2 separate regions of the Homo sapiens genome follow, and region 1 is linked to region 2. The links are chromatin contacts, found by Hi-C or POLR2A ChIA-PET in ENCODE. All regions are on one chromosome and are shown on one strand. The core of a region is the stretch at or near the end of the contact, and the rest is flanking DNA. Distances in the headings are between cores, read along the strand shown.

The links. Hi-C counts contacts between places; a loop is a spot of excess contacts on that map. ChIA-PET counts read pairs that join two places held with the same protein, here RNA polymerase II (POLR2A). Pooled maps may share reads with other maps.
Region 1: a pooled map shows a loop between it and region 2 (2.3-fold over the local background). The contact joins two enhancer-like sites. A Hi-C loop is called at or near these places in 1 of 168 maps with a recorded cell type or tissue (endothelial cell of umbilical vein), 1 of 37 single-sample maps with no recorded cell type and 2 of 50 pooled maps. POLR2A ChIA-PET finds 5 or more read pairs at or near these places in 3 of 52 experiments (OCI-LY7, activated CD8-positive, alpha-beta memory T cell and naive thymus-derived CD4-positive, alpha-beta T cell).

The regions. Positions count from the first base shown.
Region 1 is chr12:91,985,858-91,989,404 of GRCh38, forward strand. It overlaps LINC01619 (long intergenic non-protein coding RNA 1619), which reads right to left. Exons shown (of 5, transcript NR_132341.1): 3 at 3,240-3,336; 4 at 1,676-1,786; 5 at 1-840. Among named protein-coding and RNA genes, the nearest start is that of LINC02404, 110 kb to the left of the region's middle. Within about 2 kb of position 2,280, at least 3 of the 41 ENCODE cell types and tissues checked have a DNase peak (open chromatin) inside an H3K27ac peak, as active enhancers do.
Region 2 is chr12:91,929,386-91,933,120 of GRCh38, forward strand. All of the region lies in intron 4 of LOC105369901 (a long non-coding RNA gene), which reads right to left. Among named protein-coding and RNA genes, the nearest start is that of LINC02404, 56 kb to the left of the region's middle. Within about 2 kb of position 1,851, at least 4 of the 41 ENCODE cell types and tissues checked have a DNase peak (open chromatin) inside an H3K27ac peak, as active enhancers do.

The sequences.
Region 1 (3,547 bases), core at 1,030-3,529, 57 kb after region 2:
AGGATGCATGTAAATCTCCCATAATCATATCCAGTCACAGGATGTGCTTAAAAGACTAGAGAAGAGGCATTGTATTGGAAGATTTGAAAGCTGGGAGGACGTTGTAATGAATATAGGCAAGCCCGGTATTCCTTTTTAAAATATGCACAAAACCCAGAATTACTGCAAATGAATAGTTCAGTTATCATTCCAGTCTGAAAGCTTAACCCCCCAAGGATTAAGGTAGGTAGGTCTCAATTTCTTAAAGTGGAGCCCCAAAGAATTGTGATACTACCAACAAGGCAGGTCACAGCTATGTTCACTGCTTTTTTTTGTGCACTGAACAGAATAGCCAAAGGCTTAGGAGCAGCCTGGCAGTAATGTCATTGTTCTCGTTTCTTTTGAGCCAGATTGCTCTCCTGGCTAGGGAAATATGCGGTCACTTTATTTACCAGTGTTCAGATCAAGCATTCCTTTCATCACTGTCACCTTCACAGAGGGCAGTCTGTGGATGTTACTTTCCTGTCTTTATCTGTCCACCTATCTCTGGAGAAAAAAATTAAGCAGCCATGCCCTTCAGGGTGAATCAAACAATTGAAAAGAAGAAAATATGTCAGTTTCTTTTTGCCTCCATCCAATACTTAACCACAGCCAAACTTGCATTTTCATTTCTAGAGAGGGTAGACACCTTCATTCCTAAAACAGTTATCCCACAAGGGTCCCACCATTGCAGAGAGCAGCAGGCCAGTGTTGTCTTTGTTTCTCTTTCCTGAGGCTTCCTAGAAGTCATCACAATCTCCAATTTATCCAGGCTGAGCTCACTTTCTCCTTGTGTCTCCTTTGAGTTAGGCATGGAAATAGCTAAAGGAGAACAAAGAGGAAAAATATATGGGCTTGTTCAGTGGAGAAACAGCCTTGAAGAACTTCCCACTAACTAGTTCCAGATGTCTCTTTGCACCTGAACAAGTCTACGTCTCATCCTACAAAACAAAGTCACACCCAGCTGAAATCTCTCTCTCCCTCCTTCCCACCCCCCCTTTCTCTCTCTCTCTCTCTCCTCTCCAGCCTCCACCTTTTCTCTCTCTGCTGTGTGAGTATCCCATACCCCAGAGGCATAGCTCAAGCACAACTTGCCCTATGAGGCCTTCCTCTACCCTCTTCCACCTTCTCCCACCCCGCAAGAGAACAAGTTAATCATGGTATTTTGTACATAGCTGTATTATAGCCTTTTATGTTCTGCATCATATGCCTTTCTTGCCAACCAGATTGTGAATCCAAGAAAGTAGGTAAATGCCTTTGTATCATGTTATTCATCTTTGGGAAGGCAATTTAACAAAGTGATTAAGAGAATGGGTTTTGCATCAAACAGATCTGAATGCGGATCCTAGCTCTAACATTAACTAGCTGCGTGCCCTTGAGTTTTCTGGAACTCGGTTTACTAATGTCTAAAATGGGGCTATTTCATAAAGTTTTTTAAGTGACTAAATGCATTAAAATATATGTATATAAAATATTTAGCATAATGTTGATATGCAATATGTTCTTGATAAATGGTAGCTATTATTATAATAAATTATAATTAACTTGGTATTCTCAGCCTCTCATAATAAATTATCAATAAATACATATTGAAGGATAAGATAAAAGAACAAATGAAATACACATACTGTATATACATATGCATATATACACATACCGTATATACATACACATACATACACATGACAGTGCATATACATAATCATCCTTCTGTGACAAATTGCATTGCTCTCTGCTTATCTGAGCTCTCAAAATGCAATTGGTAGACCTGCAGAGGGTATATGAGAGAAGGGAAGAAACTGATCACAAAAGAGTTTGCAGGGAATGTTCTTGGTAGCAGTTGTACTCTAAGCAATGACCTCACGAAGCACATAGGTTTCCCTCTGTGAGTGCCAAATTTGCCAGCCTCCTTCTGACACCTGGACAAAAACACAAAAACATCATTCAACCCTTGGATGATGATGTTGATAATGATGATAATGATGACGATGATAGCTAACATTTACTGACCAACTTCTATGTGTCAATCCCTCTCTACTCTCCCACTGTAGCCCTGGGTTAGGTAACATTGTTTAAATTTTACAAATAATGCAAATGTGCCCTCAAGAAATTAAGAAATTATTTTAGTTTATTCTGAAAATAGGTGGATGTTTCAGGACCCAAACCACCACATGAAGGTAGCAAGAGCAGCGTGCTTCTCATCCATGACCAGGCAGGCTAGCAAAGGGAAAAGCAGAGGTGATCAGGTCTATGTCCGCTTGCTGGAATTAGTCATGGCAGAATTCAGGAAGCAAGGAGCCGTGGCCTTTGACTTGCACTTCCTTCTCCCAATAGTCTTTTTTTTTTTGCACAAGTCATTATAAATCGCCTGGTCTCATACCATGAATGACTGTAAAATCCTGGAAATGTCTGGATTCAGACTTGGCATTTTCCCCCCTAAGACACCAAAGGGGTTAATCTCTGGCCAGTAATCAAAGTCTGGCAGCTTCTACTCCACACATAATGGGCATTGTTGTTCCTAAGAGTTTGTCTGTTTTTTCTGGCGGCTTTACTGTTTGGAACCAATTCTAAAACAGAAAAGGAAAGAGTCAATCTGCATTTTTTATGCACACATGCAACAAAACATAAGGCTGGTCATAGAACTGTTGTTTTGCTAGATTTCCAGGAAAGTTGTTGGCTTACTATTGAGAGAAGATGACTTATTGACTAAAATACATCTACCTCAAAAGGGAATTCATTTATATATGTAAGTGAGACACACATAATATCCTAAGGTGCTGCCTTCTCTCAGATATGAAGCAACACATTACAACTGTATTAGCTGATAAGTGAACTGTGGCTGGCCCACCCATCTGCATAGAAAATCCATTTGTGTGACGTTATTAATGTGCATGCTCATCAACCTTCCCAGGTCAATTGCAATCTCAGGACATGTTTGTCACTCCCACCTGATGGGCCCCCAGATGTTTCCATCTGAAGCCACGTGAATATGTCTTACTAAGTCACCAATACAACAAAATCCCATTACAAAACACCCGACTCTATTCCAGTGGAAAAGGCCAGGTTTTCTTTTTCTTAAATTTCCAATCAGTCACAAATCAACACTTTTGTATAAACCAAAATCATGCACTTAGATGTCAAAATAATGCACTTAGAAGTCACTAGCATTCTTAAATTGTTATATAAGTTTCTAAATAATTATTCACAGTTTCTGTACTCACCTTGTCATGAACCAATAACAAGCAGTTTGCAGATCAAACTCATCCATGGACCACACTTTGCTAGACCACTTTCTAGATGAAGGTTTCCAAACTTTTTCTATCAAGGATGAGAGGGCAAATATTTTAGGATTTGCAAGGCATGACTCAATTCTGTTGTTGTAATGTAAAAGCAGCCAGAGACAATAAGAAAATTAATACACTGTGTTCAGTAAAACTTTATTTATAAAAGCAGACCACAGGAGAGATTTGGCCCACCAGCTATAGTTCACCAACCCTTGGATGATGATGTTGATAATGATGATGATGAT
Region 2 (3,735 bases), core at 601-3,100:
TGCATATTCTGGATGTGAACTGAATTTCCTACCTACAAGACTTCAACCAGAACTACTGTTTAGGGCTTATAGTTCCAGCCACTTAATTGGATTCCCATATAACATTGCATCAAATCAATGAACCTACTTTATGACTAAGGAAATAGGGTGATGGGCAAATGCTATGAGATCCACTGGACTTATCACATATCACCCACAGGGTGAAAGACTGAGAGAGTGACATAAATGCTGAGTGGTCCAGGGGATTTGAGGAAACCTAGGATACGAGTTCAGGGGAGCCACATTTTATTTTCATAGGGTGTGGGCAACGCTATGGACATTGCTAGAAAATTCTGGTACATTCCTAAAGGCCTGGCTGGTACAGTTAATACAAATATATCAAGGACAAGGTTAACACCAAAAGACCAAGCAGAGGTAGTAGGGACCTGATAGGGATGTGTGGACCAAACACACTTCCAATGCCATGATGATTGTACATTCCTGGGATGGGGGGAGGCAGTGGGGAGGGCCAGGGCCAGGAGAACAGAGAACAGCCCTTGTAGGTAGTTTCACCTTTGAGTTAATGACCAAATTCTGGGTGGAATTAACAATTCCACTGAGTTTCAAATGTTTAAACCAGAAGAGACCATAATAGCTTTCAGTGACAAGATTAAGAGGTTTTTAACAGCAGCAAAAATGGGGGTGCCAGGGCTAAATAGAGCTCAGTAATATAAAAGGTAAAGTTATGTTAATATTTCTTCACATCTGAGCTGTGACTATTTCAAAACACTACACAGGCAAACTTTTTACATGTGGGTGCCCTAGCAAGTAACTTTCAGAATTTCCTGGGACCTGACTCAAAATTAGCCGTCATAGTCTATTCTCATCCCTTGGTGGAGGGAGGAGGAGGGAAAGAAGAATTCAACTGAAGAGGAGAAGATAAATTCACCTTACTTTAAAAGCACAAATCAGTTTTCTTTTACTTACCATTAAAATATTATTTAATGATTCACTTATAGGTACGGGCACCTTCATAAAATACTCAAAAATGCTTCAAAACTGACTCTCATACATGATTGACAAGAATGTAAGACTGCTCCATCACTGTAGAAAGCAGTTTAGCAGTGCCTCAATAAAGTTAAACACAGAATTAGCATATAACCTGGCAAGTCTACTCCTAGACATATGTCAAAAATAATTGAAAATAGGTGTGCAAACAAAACTGTTTACAATAATATTCATGGTAGCACCATTGATAATAGCGTAAGGGTAGAAACAACCCAAATGTTCATCAACAGATAAACGGATAAACAAGATGTAGTACATCCATATAACAGAATATTATTCAGCCATAAAAAGGAATGTAGTTCTGTTAAATGCTACAACACCAGTGAAGCTTGAAAACATGCTAAAAGTAAAAGAAGCAGACACAAAAGGCCACATAGTGTATGGTTTTATTTATTTGAAATATCCAGAATAGGCAAATTCATAGAGATAGATAGCAGATTTGTGATTTCCAGGGGTTAATTGGGGAAGTAGTTGGAAATGATAGCTTAAGAGGGTACAAGGTTTCTTTTTCATGCAATGAAATAGTTCTGGAACTAAATAATAATGATAGCTGCATAATATTATGAATGTTCTTAATGCTACTGAATTGTATGCTTTAAAATAATGGAACTTGTAAGTTTCATGTTATGTGTAGTTTTTCTACAATAAAAAATTATACAAAATTCAATTAATAGGCACTTTCCTTGTTCCCCAAGATCATTTTTTGTCTCTGAGAAAGTTTTCTGTAGTGTTAACTGAAATGGGTCAGTTCTTCCTTGTGGGAGGCAACCCAAGACTCTGATTGCATTGTGTAAAGTTGGTCAGCTGTTTTACAAGGCAAACACCTGGCACCAAACCCTGAGCTCTTTAAAGAACTGCTAGCTAAGCCTCTTCCCCAGGGTAAATTCAAGGAGAAGTGCTATGAGTCTGAGCTTGCCAGATTCGTGTGGGCCACACCCAGAAGTTAATAAGTTGTTCCAAACTCTACATGCCCCATCTTAATCACTAGTTCTGCTCCCAGTTTGTAGGTTCCCATAATCATGTGGCTGCTCGAATGAGAACAGCAAAAACCACTTACAATTTGGAGATGAGACAGAGTCCAGAAAGGGAAGAAAAGTCATGAAAATATAAATTTAGCTTGAGGTGTACCATGAACAGAAGGCAGAGACCTAGAATTAGGCCTTGTTCTAAATTTCAAAATTGTCAATATAGTGGTGTCTCTGAAACAGTCATTCGGGTGAGGAAAACTCTCAAGTAGGGGCTAGACTCCATTTCCATCAGTACAGGGAACTGATCAAAGAATTCAACATTTTAGGAATTTAAAACAGCAGATTCTTTGGTCTAGCTGATGACAACTGGTCAGAGCAGCTTGCCATAACTTAAAGCTGAGAAAACCAACCTGTGAGTAGCAAAGAGTAAAAACTACAGTTACCTCTACCCAAAAATAACAGTTAAAAGTACTAGCTTTTAAGTTAGAAGCAGGTCAGCAGTCAGCAGTAGAAAAGTACAAGTACTGAGAGGTAGGCAGGAGCCAGATAATATAAAACCTTCAAGTCTGAATTTTCTTCTAAGTACAATTAAGAGATACTGCAGTGTTTTAAGCAGGAAATTTTATGTCATCAAATTTATGTTAATAAAAGATCACTCCCTCTGGTTGCAGTGTAGACGATGGAAGATTGTAGGAATCTGAGAACTGAAGCAAGAATAACTGCCAGGACAAAAGCTAGATGATGGTGGCGTGGACCAAGGGTAAAATAATAGATGAAGATCTAGAGAAGTGGATGGATTCTAAATGTATTTAGGAGCAAAGTCTATGGAACATCCTGGTGGAATAGCTTGTTCTTTAAACTTCCCTCCTTCCTTGAAAGCCATCTTTAACAGCACATTTACAAATAAGAAAAAATCTAACACTTTAACATTGATGGCCCTCTAATATTATCTCTCACTGTTTCCTGTTCTATATCCAACTCTCTGTAGATATATACTTGCATATTTGGCTTTCCTTCTCTTTTTTAATCTTAAGACTTTACTTAATATATCTTTTAATTAAGGCATAATGTTTATATACATTACAATGAAGAGAGCTTAAATGTACAGTACAATGAGTTTTGACAAATGACAAATGTGTACACTCATGAAACCCAAACCATACCAAAGAGAATATTTTCAGTAACTAAAAAGTTCCCTGTCCTCCTTTCTGATCAACCCCAATGCCAACCACAAATGCTATTCTGATTTCTTTCAATGTATATTAGTTTTGGATTTTTCTGAATTCTGTACAAATACATTGATACATAATGCATCCTTTTAGTTTGGCTTCTTTAGCTAAACATAATGTTTGTAGAATCCATCCACATTTTTCACATGTCAGTGGCATGTTCCTTTTTTATTGCTGTGTAGTATCCCATCAAGTGAACATGTCACAATTTGTTTATTTAGTCTCCTGTTGATGAATACTTGAACTGTGTCCCGTTTGAGGCTACTATAAATAAAGTTGCTATGAATTTTTATGTACAAGTCTTTTTGTAGATACATGTTTTTATTTCTTTTGGATAAATATTTAGTGACAAAACTTGGGGGTCCTGCAGTATGTGTATGCTTAACTGTATAAGAGATTATCATAGCTTTCCAAAGTGGTTTTTTCATCCTACACTCCAACTATCAATGTATGAGGGTTCCTATGTTTGCCATTTTCTTTTCAATTTCGGC